2 separate regions of the Homo sapiens genome follow, and region 1 is linked to region 2. A link is an interaction called in ENCODE POLR2A ChIA-PET data of the cell type or tissue named here. Cell type or tissue: MCF 10A. All regions are shown on one strand. Links, peaks and the distances in the headings refer to the core of each region. The heading gives the core; the rest is flanking DNA.

Evidence for each region. ChIA-PET counts read pairs that join two places held together with the same protein. Peaks named below come from ENCODE experiments on the same cell type or tissue, not always from the same donor. Only the 100,000 strongest peaks of a DNase experiment are listed, where the experiment ranks them.
Region 1: POLR2A ChIA-PET joins it to region 2 with 5 read pairs; 4 of 35 experiments call an interaction of 5 or more read pairs at or near these places.

Annotation. Positions count from the first base shown.
Region 1 is chr17:55,274,400-55,278,796 of GRCh38, forward strand. All of the region lies in intron 2 of HLF (HLF transcription factor, PAR bZIP family member), which reads left to right. Among named protein-coding and RNA genes, the nearest start is that of HLF, 12 kb to the left of the region's middle. In MCF 10A, for the core only: no CTCF peak of the experiment used is centred there; a DNase peak (open chromatin) is centred at 2,222.
Region 2 is chr17:55,061,070-55,065,466 of GRCh38, forward strand. All of the region lies in intron 12 of STXBP4 (syntaxin binding protein 4), which reads left to right. Among named protein-coding and RNA genes, the nearest start is that of STXBP4, 95 kb to the left of the region's middle. In MCF 10A, for the core only: no CTCF peak of the experiment used is centred there; no DNase peak of the experiment used is centred there.

The sequences.
Region 1 (4,397 bases), core at 214-4,213, 210 kb after region 2:
TAATATTGATTATAGTATTTGGCCCTCCCCCAGCAAATGTCTTGTCCTAAAGCTACTAAACCACTGTTTTTCTATAAATTTAAATTTCCCTCAGACTTAGGTGCCTCTGTCTCACCATGCACAATGTCTGTCAGAATGTCCTGTGTTTGAGACACCAGTCTATACGGGCAATATAGCAGTAATGTTTTTTAGAGCACAGAATTGAATAAACAAAACAGCCTGAGTGTGAATCCTGACTTTGCCACTCATTAGCTGCTCACGATCTCAGGCAAGTCATTTAAATGCTCTGAGCTTTCAGTTTCTCATCCGGAACTTTGGAATAATCATTGGACCTGCCTCATAGGACTGTTGAAGGTCATATGAGCCAATGCATGCAGAGTAATTGTCACAGTGCCTCGCACACAGCAAGTGCTTAATAACAGCTGCTGCAAGCAGCACCTTCACCACCATCTAATCTCATTTCCCATGGGAGGACCAAGCGTGGGGCTCAGAAAGAGTCTTGATACTTTTCCCTTCCTAGCTAATTAAGAACACTGGTCAAGAAATTTGGATTTCTCTCCTGCTTCTCTGCCAAGTCTTGCTTGCCCTTCTCTTAGCCTTTGAATTTTAGGTGACCTTGAGTAGCTAACTGTACCCTTTACTCATTCTTCCTGGCTCATGGGATTAAATAAACAAAATGCATTTTGAAGAAGTTTTTTTGTTTGTTTGTTTTTTGAGACAGGGTCATGCTCTGTGGCCCAGGCTAGAGAGCAGTGGCGCGATCATGGTTCACCACAACCTCAACCTCCCAGGCTCAATAGATCCTCCCACCTCAGCCTCCCAAGTAGCTGGGACTACAGGCATGCACCACCACACCTGGCTAATTTTTGTATTTTCTATAGATACAGGGTTTTGTTATGTTTCCCAGGCTGGTCTTGAGCTCCTGAGCTCAAGCAATCCACCGACCTTGGCCTCCCAAAGTGCTGGGATTACAGGTGGAAACCACTGTGCCCTGCCCAAAGAAGTTCTTGATTAGATTTCTTCCATGTCATATTTGCTAATAGATCAGTCAGTTACTGCTACCATTGAATTTTTAACAATAGACATTAATAATTATATTTAAAGGCAATATAGTGACCTTGGGGGTAAGGAAACCATAAAGGTATGTTATGGTGTTTCAGAAGGAGAAGGTTCAGTTTATCCTCCGGCTTGCAAGCAAGACTTTACATAAGCATTCCAGAATAATAATTCCTCCTCTCCCCAAGGGGTTCTTTAATGAGTAAATCCTTAATCTTTCTGAACCTTGATTGTCTCTTCTGCAAAGCAACATCCTTGTTGGGTTTTTGTGAGCTTTCTAAAGCTACTGTGCAAGAAAGATCCAGCTTGGTGCCCTGTACATAGTAGCCAAGCCTTTACCATAAGTCAGTTCAGTTACTTTTCTCTAAGAAATGATACCATGATTAGAAAACAACAGAGGACTTTGGGAGGCTGATGTGGGAGGATTACTTGAAACCAGGAGTTTGAGAGCAGCCTGGGCAACATAGCAAGACCCATCTCTACAAAATATTTTTTTAAAAATATTAGCTGGATATGGTGGCACGTGCCTGTAGTCTTGGCTACTTGGGAGGCTGAGGCAAGAGGATCGCCTGAGCCCAGGAGTTCGAGGCTGCAGTGAGCCTTGATTGCATCATTACACTCCAGCCTGGGTAACAGAGTGCAACCCTGTATCTAAAATTAAAAATTAAAGAGAAAGCAACAGAGGAGGTTTTAGGAGGCGAAGAGCAAGGTGTATGGTCCCAGAAATAGCATCTGTTTTTGCTCTGTGCTTTGGTGTTTTGATTTGTGCACCCTGAGGAAGAGAGACAAGAGTACAATTTGGCTGCTAGTTTCAAGAGACAGTGATTTAGTAGGGAAGATAAGACTTTTAGGCAAAGTGATGAGTGACAGGACAAACTAGCATGTTCTCAGTGTCAAATGACGGGTATATAGAGGCCTCCAATATCTGCTGAAAAGAGGAGGTTGAAAGATTAATCAAGAAAATGAATATAAATAAGGGAGCAGTATAGCCAATAAGAGCTGCCAGACCTCACAGGAAGAAGCCTTTGCTCAAGGCAAAGGTGCCTGGGGCGAGGCTTCTTGGAAGAGTTGTAGCCTGTGATGGGCCCGGAAGGAGGGGTGAGAGAGCCAGATTGGAGAGGTTAATGCCCCACAAAGTTATAGAGGCAGGAATGCCCACAGGGTGTTTTAGGCAACAGGGTGTAGATCCAATTTGGCTGGTGCAGAAAATTCATATGAAGGAGTCAGGGAGATGAGTCAGAGAGGTTGGTGCCAGTCAGGCTGACAACTTCATGAGTACCAGGCTGCAGAGCTTGAACTTTATCCAGTAGGCAATAGGGAGCCATTGAAGGTTTTTCAGCAGGAAAGTGCATGTGAACATTTCCACTTGAGTTCAAGGTTGGATTTGAAACATTTTTAGAAACTTGACAATAGTTTCCTCTGGCAAGCCAGGATTTCCTTATTTTTATTATTTTGAAAATAAATACTCTCCCTTGAACATCAAACAGCTTTTCAAAACACGATGTTCTAATGATCTAGAGAAAGTAATTCAAAAACACAGGGTTTAGGTTTCATTTATAAAACCCATAATTTTGGTGATTGGGGGAAACACTCTTTGGCAAGGAAATAGTTTGAGGGATTTGACTGGTTCAGAATTTAAAAGTCCAAAAGCAGGCCTGGTCTCATAGGAGTAGAAAAATAGATTTTAATAAACCCAACTCATTAACGTTCATCACTTTTAAATGCCTCTATTTTATACAGCTTACTAGGTTTGCAAATAAGTATATTGAACCAGATGTTATGTGTATGTGTGTGTGTGTGTGTGTGTGTGTGTGTGTGTGCGCGCGCATGTGTACGTGGGCATGCGTGCATTTGGGTTTGTGGGTGGGGGTGGGAAGGTTAATGTCTCAGTGATACAAATAGTACCTGATTGTAAGGATTACCTGGGGCAGTAATATCAAGCTAAAAATACTTAGCCAAGTTTCTGGCTAGCTTAAATCAGTTTTACTCCTGGGAAACAAAGGAGTCATTATTACAGTTTTGCATTCTTGAGTCCTGACCTTGTATTTGTGGCTCCCTTCTTCCCTGAAAACAGAACTGTACATCATGCTTAGATATGGGATGTGTGTGTGTGTGTTTCATATTGGGAGTACTAGTAAAGGAAAGGGACATTGTGGGAGGGGATCGGATTGGGGGGGGTTGGACTGCTGAATGTCAAGTGCATGAAATGACTTGCTCAAGCACCCCCTGAAGTGTGCTCTGATATCAAGCCAAGATTTCAGAAGGCTGAAAGAGTTGCCATAACCCAATCTAGTTCACTTAAATAGAAAATAGCTGTCAAGGTGGGCAATTTCACCTCCAGCTACATAGAGTAGACAATTACAGGAGTGTTGGCAGAATCGAGTGTCTGCTGGGGGAGAAACTATAGTATTTGTTTCTGTTAAATTGGCTTGTGGTGGGTACAGACTCCATGACCGAATGTGGAAATTCCTAAAATGTTGGTTTTCCTTCTTTTCTGACTTTTACAAACTAATGTTACTCTCTTAACTCACTACCCATCCAATCTCATTTTCTTTCCTGAAAAACTACACAGCTCCCCTGTCACACAGGGTTCGTAAAAGTTTCGTTTTTAGAAGTTTAATCTGGGATTTGTTTCCTTAATGATCTTTGGAAGAATGCTTTGGAATTTGAGGTCTTATAATGAGACATGGCTTGTGGCTATTAAACCCTGTTGCCTCTCAAATTTTGCCTGGGAGACCCTAGATTCCTAAAAACAATGAGTGCATGCTACAGAAAGATGCTTCAGGGAGCTACAACACTAAATCATCTGTGACAAAATGTTCTCTTAGAAAGTGGAATTGCATAAATGGATCAGCAGAAATAAATGCTTTGGCAGAAATTCCTTGAGTGGGGAAGAGCAATGCTTTCTTTTCTAATTAGCTCTGGGTAACAGTCTGCTGTGGTGTCTTTGCTGTGGAACCCAGGCATGGACAGTAGAGCAGGAAAGTCTCATCACTGCTCTCTAAGTGCTTCTGCACTTAATGGAAAGAGTTAAGCACGCCTGTCCATTTGTACCCAATAAATGCCTCTTGAATTGATTTGAGTGGCGAAGGTTTGTTTGGGGGAAGGATGCCACCAGGCCCTGACCAATGGGAATCAATGCAGCAAACCAGATGAACAAGATCATCTAGATATGCAGTAATCAGATTACCCAGAACAGAAATCTCAATACCCCAAGATATGAGGGGTTATTTTAAGGATAGTGGCAAACAGTTAAACTCAGCCTGCCCTGAGGATTGAGCAGAAGACTGAATTCACCTTAGTCATTATGATGTGGGCTGAGTTAGTAACACTGAAGGAGA
Region 2 (4,397 bases), core at 263-4,262:
GAAGAGCATGAAGTCCTGAGGCAGAAATATAAGGTCAAATCAACACAGGATTCTCTGTGGACAATTGAGGTTGAACATGAATCAAGTAACAGCTAGTGCAGCTGACATGTGAGCTATCTTAGTTTTCAGATGAAGCAACAAAGGAAACCAAGAACAAATTAAATGTGTCTTTAAAAGGAACAACAATAATAAGTGATTCCTAAAGTACTTTTCACATTTTCACACTTTTAAAGATTGTGTTTCTTGTGTATTCATTTAAAAAGCAGCAAAGCCTCTAATTTTCAGAATTGATGTGATTTCTCTTATTTTTCTTTAGTGATTAAATTTTTACTAGTTTTTCAGTATAGCACTAGTAGGTGTTTTAAGATGCTATCTCATCTTCAGAGGGAAAAAGAAGAAAAATACATATATTTGTCAGTCTTTTCTGTTCTAAAAGCATGCTGTAGTAAAATGTTCCTGTTTCCATTTCAGATAGTCACTGTGGCCTCAGAATGCCAGCTTTTATTTTCTACCAAAAACCCTCTTTACTCAGATCCCTCATGCTATTCTTTTATTGCCACAGCCACATCCTACCTGCTCCCCTAACACCTGGCAAACACTAATCTGTTCTATATCTCCATAATGTTGTCATTTCAAGAATATTGTATAAATGGAATCATACAGTATGTCATCTTTTGGGATTGGTTCTTTTTACTCAGCAATAATTCCCTTGGGATTCGTCTAGATTCTTGTGTGTATCTGTAGGTTGTTCCTTCTTATTGATGAGTGCATTTAAAACTGGTTAAATCTAAATAAAGTTGTGGGTTGTATCCATGTCAGTTTCCTAGTTGTGATAGTCTATTACAGTCATGCAAGATGAAACTACTGGGGGAGGTTGGATAAAGAGTGCATTCTCCTATACATGCCTGTAATCCCAGCACTTTAGGAGGCCAAAGTGGGAGGATTGCTTCAGACCAAGAGGTCAAAATCAGCCTGGGCAACCAATCATGACTCCATCTCTACAATTATCTTAAAAGGCTTTTTTTTTTTTAAATATATATTTTAAGTTCTGGGATACATGTGCAGAACGTGCAGGTTCGTTACATAGGTATACACGTGCCATGGTGGTTTGCTGCACCCATCAATCCATCATCTACATTAGGTATTTCTCCTAATGCTATCCCTCCTCTCACCCCTGACCCCCTGACAGGCCCCAGTGTGTGATGATCCCCTTTCTGTGTCCATGTGTTCTCATTGTTCAACTCCCACTTTTGAGTAAGAACATGCAGTGTTTGGTTTTCTGTTCCTGTGTTAGTTTGCTGAGAATGATAATTTCCAGCTTCATCCATGTCCCTTCAAAGGACATGCACTCATCCTTTTTTTATGGCTGCATAGTATTACCTGGTGTATATTTGCCGCATTTTCTTTATCCAGTCTATCATTGATGGGCATTTGGGTTGATTCCAAGTCTTTGCTATTGTGAATAGTGCTACAATAAACATATGTGTGCATGTGTGTGTGTGTCTTTATAGTAGAATGATTTATAATCCTTTAGGTATATAACCAGTAATGAGATTGCTGGGTCAAATGGTATTTCTGGTTCTAGATCCTTGAGAAATCTCCACACTGTCTTCCACAGTGGTTGAACTAATTTACACTCCCACCAACAGTGTAAAAGTGTTCCTGTTTCTCCACATCCTCTCCAGCATCTGTTGTTTCCTGACTTTTTAATGATCGCCATTCTAACTGGCGTGAGATGCTATCTCATTGTGGTTTTGATTTGCATTTCTCTAATGACCAATGATGATGAGCTTTGATTGGTGTACCTGGAAGTTGGAAAAGGCTTTTTTAAAAGATTTTTAAAAATCTCTTTGAGAAAAGAAGTTATAAAGCTCTTATAGTGATAGACAGCAATCTGGTTGAAGAAACTTATTAAACAAACTTAGTTGGATTTTTTTTACATTAATTCCTTTTTTGTGATTCAGAAAGTGACTCCTGTATTCTCCACCATTAAACTATGACCAAGAAACAGCAGTGAGCTTGGAGAAGGAACACCAGCACATAGCTTTTGGACAGCCCAGCTGGCATTCCTGTTTGCGCAGACACCAACCATACCTAGTGATTCATTAGAGGTGAATGTAGCCTTCTAAGCAAGCATTGGCAAACAAAGGTGTCTATTTCAAAATTATCATTTCCAAATAGTTGTTTGTCTTTTTAATTGTAGAAAAGATCTTACCATGTTAATGATTCTAAGAGAAATTTTATTATCCTATTTATAATATAGAACTCAATTTAGAATCACAGAATTTTCAATGTTGGAAGAATCTGCAATTCTTCATAGGAACCTTCCAGTTCATTTGATTATTACCTATAGTAGGTTGGCCTAGTTAGAACTGATGCTGTTAAAGTTCTAGGTTCCATACTATGAGCCACTTATTTTCTGGCTATTTAGGGACCACATGTCATACTTTGGCATCAGTTGTACTATAAGCTCTATAGTAACTTATAAGGGAGACCTGGTAAGAGAATTTAAGAAACATTTCTAAATGCGTGCTTTATATGGAGTCATTGTGAATGCTAAACATACAGTTCTACAAGGAGCTCTCAATCTAGTAAGCAAAAATAAAAATAGAGCAAAATCGTCACTTTCTAGAAAGCATTTCATAATAGGTGCCCTGTGGCTGGTGAGTTGTTAGAGGCATATCTATATAGGAAAGTAGGCATTACTCCCCATAATTTTCTTTGCTTTACTAAAAACAAATACACATCACTAAAATTCCATTATTCAGTTGCTAAGAGAACATCTTTAAGGGTATATTTTAAACATCTACTTAGAAGCTGAACATTTTGCATTTCTTAATGTTAGAGCAATATAAATTAATTTGGCTGACAAACTAGTAAATTTTACCCAAGGAGGAAGTAGTGATAAGGCAGTTAATACTATAAAACTCTTATCTTGACAGTTTACTATGTGAGAAACACTTTCTGTCCCTTACTTCAGTATGGGACTCATGACATTGTGTTAAATGATTTATTCACAAGCTATTTTAGGGTTAAAAACAAGACTTCTCTAGTCATGCCTAATCCCACATAAATAAATCACTATTTGAAAATATTGCTTTGATTAACCGTCATCCATGTTAGATATCAAAGATTGTCTGTAACCATGGATTTGAAATTAAACTGTGAACTTCATCACAGTTCTTCAGTATTGAAGGCAGCTGATTTCCTGATGTGGTTGCTAGTGGTATTCTGCTACCCCTGCCACATGCCCTTTATCTTGTCTGTGTCCCCTTCCCACCACTGCTTTTTCCTCTTTCCTCCTCTCATATTCTTAATCACTGTTTTTCCCCTTTCACTACTGTAATTATAAGATCTCTTTACACTGTAGTTATTAACCCTATTTCTACCAATTCTGGGGCATATTTCCCTCTGTCTACAAATTGCCTTTCTAATGTTTGTTTGAGATGGAGTCTTGCTCTGTCGCCCAGACTGGAGTGCAGTGGCACAATCTCGGCTACTGCAACCTCCAGCTCCCGGGTTCAAGCGATTCTACTGCCTCCGCCTCCTGAGTAGCTGGGATTGCAGGCACGCCACCCGCCACCCGCCACCATGCCCGGCTAATTTTTGTACTTTTAGTAGAGACAGGGTTTCACCATGTTGGTCAGGCTGGTCTCGAACTCGTGACCTTGCGATCCACCCACCTCCGCCTCCCAAAGTGCCGGGATTACAGTCTAATTTTTTTTGAAGTTTTTAAACATAAATGTTTTTGTGTTGTCAAACCTTTGTCTTTATGATTTTTCGTTTTTTATAACTTTATTTAAGTTCATTCCTAGTCATATTTCAGATATATATTTACCTAGATCCCTGTAATATCTTTCTTTAATTCATCTAAGAAATTATTTTGTTAGATATATGGTATGAGATGAGGGTCTACACTTTACACTGTTTTTCCAAATAGTTGTCGCAACCACTTTTATTTTGTGTTATCATCATTATCATAGATTAAATTCTTACATAATATAGGGTCTGTATGGGGCTATCTGGTCTTTCTAGTTGCTTTTTCAATCAATATTTATTAGGTAAATGACTGTTTTATCTAACTCCTCTTTGGCCAGTACCAACTATTGCTGCTTTATGAAAGCCTTAAATTCTTGGGCCATGTTTCCTCTTGTTTCTTTATTTCTTGTTGTTTCAAAATTTGCTTACCAGTTTTCACTGATTTATTCATCGACATCAACTTAAGAATCTTTTTATTTAGCTCTTGTTATGTCTCGCTTTGAATTTAGAATTCTTGGTCAAATTCCTCCAAAACAAAATTTGATGAAATTTTGATTCCAATTTAATTAAATCTCTAAAGGTTAATGTGGAAGGAATATATTTCTGTTTTAAAGACAGATCTCCCTTAAGTCCCAAAT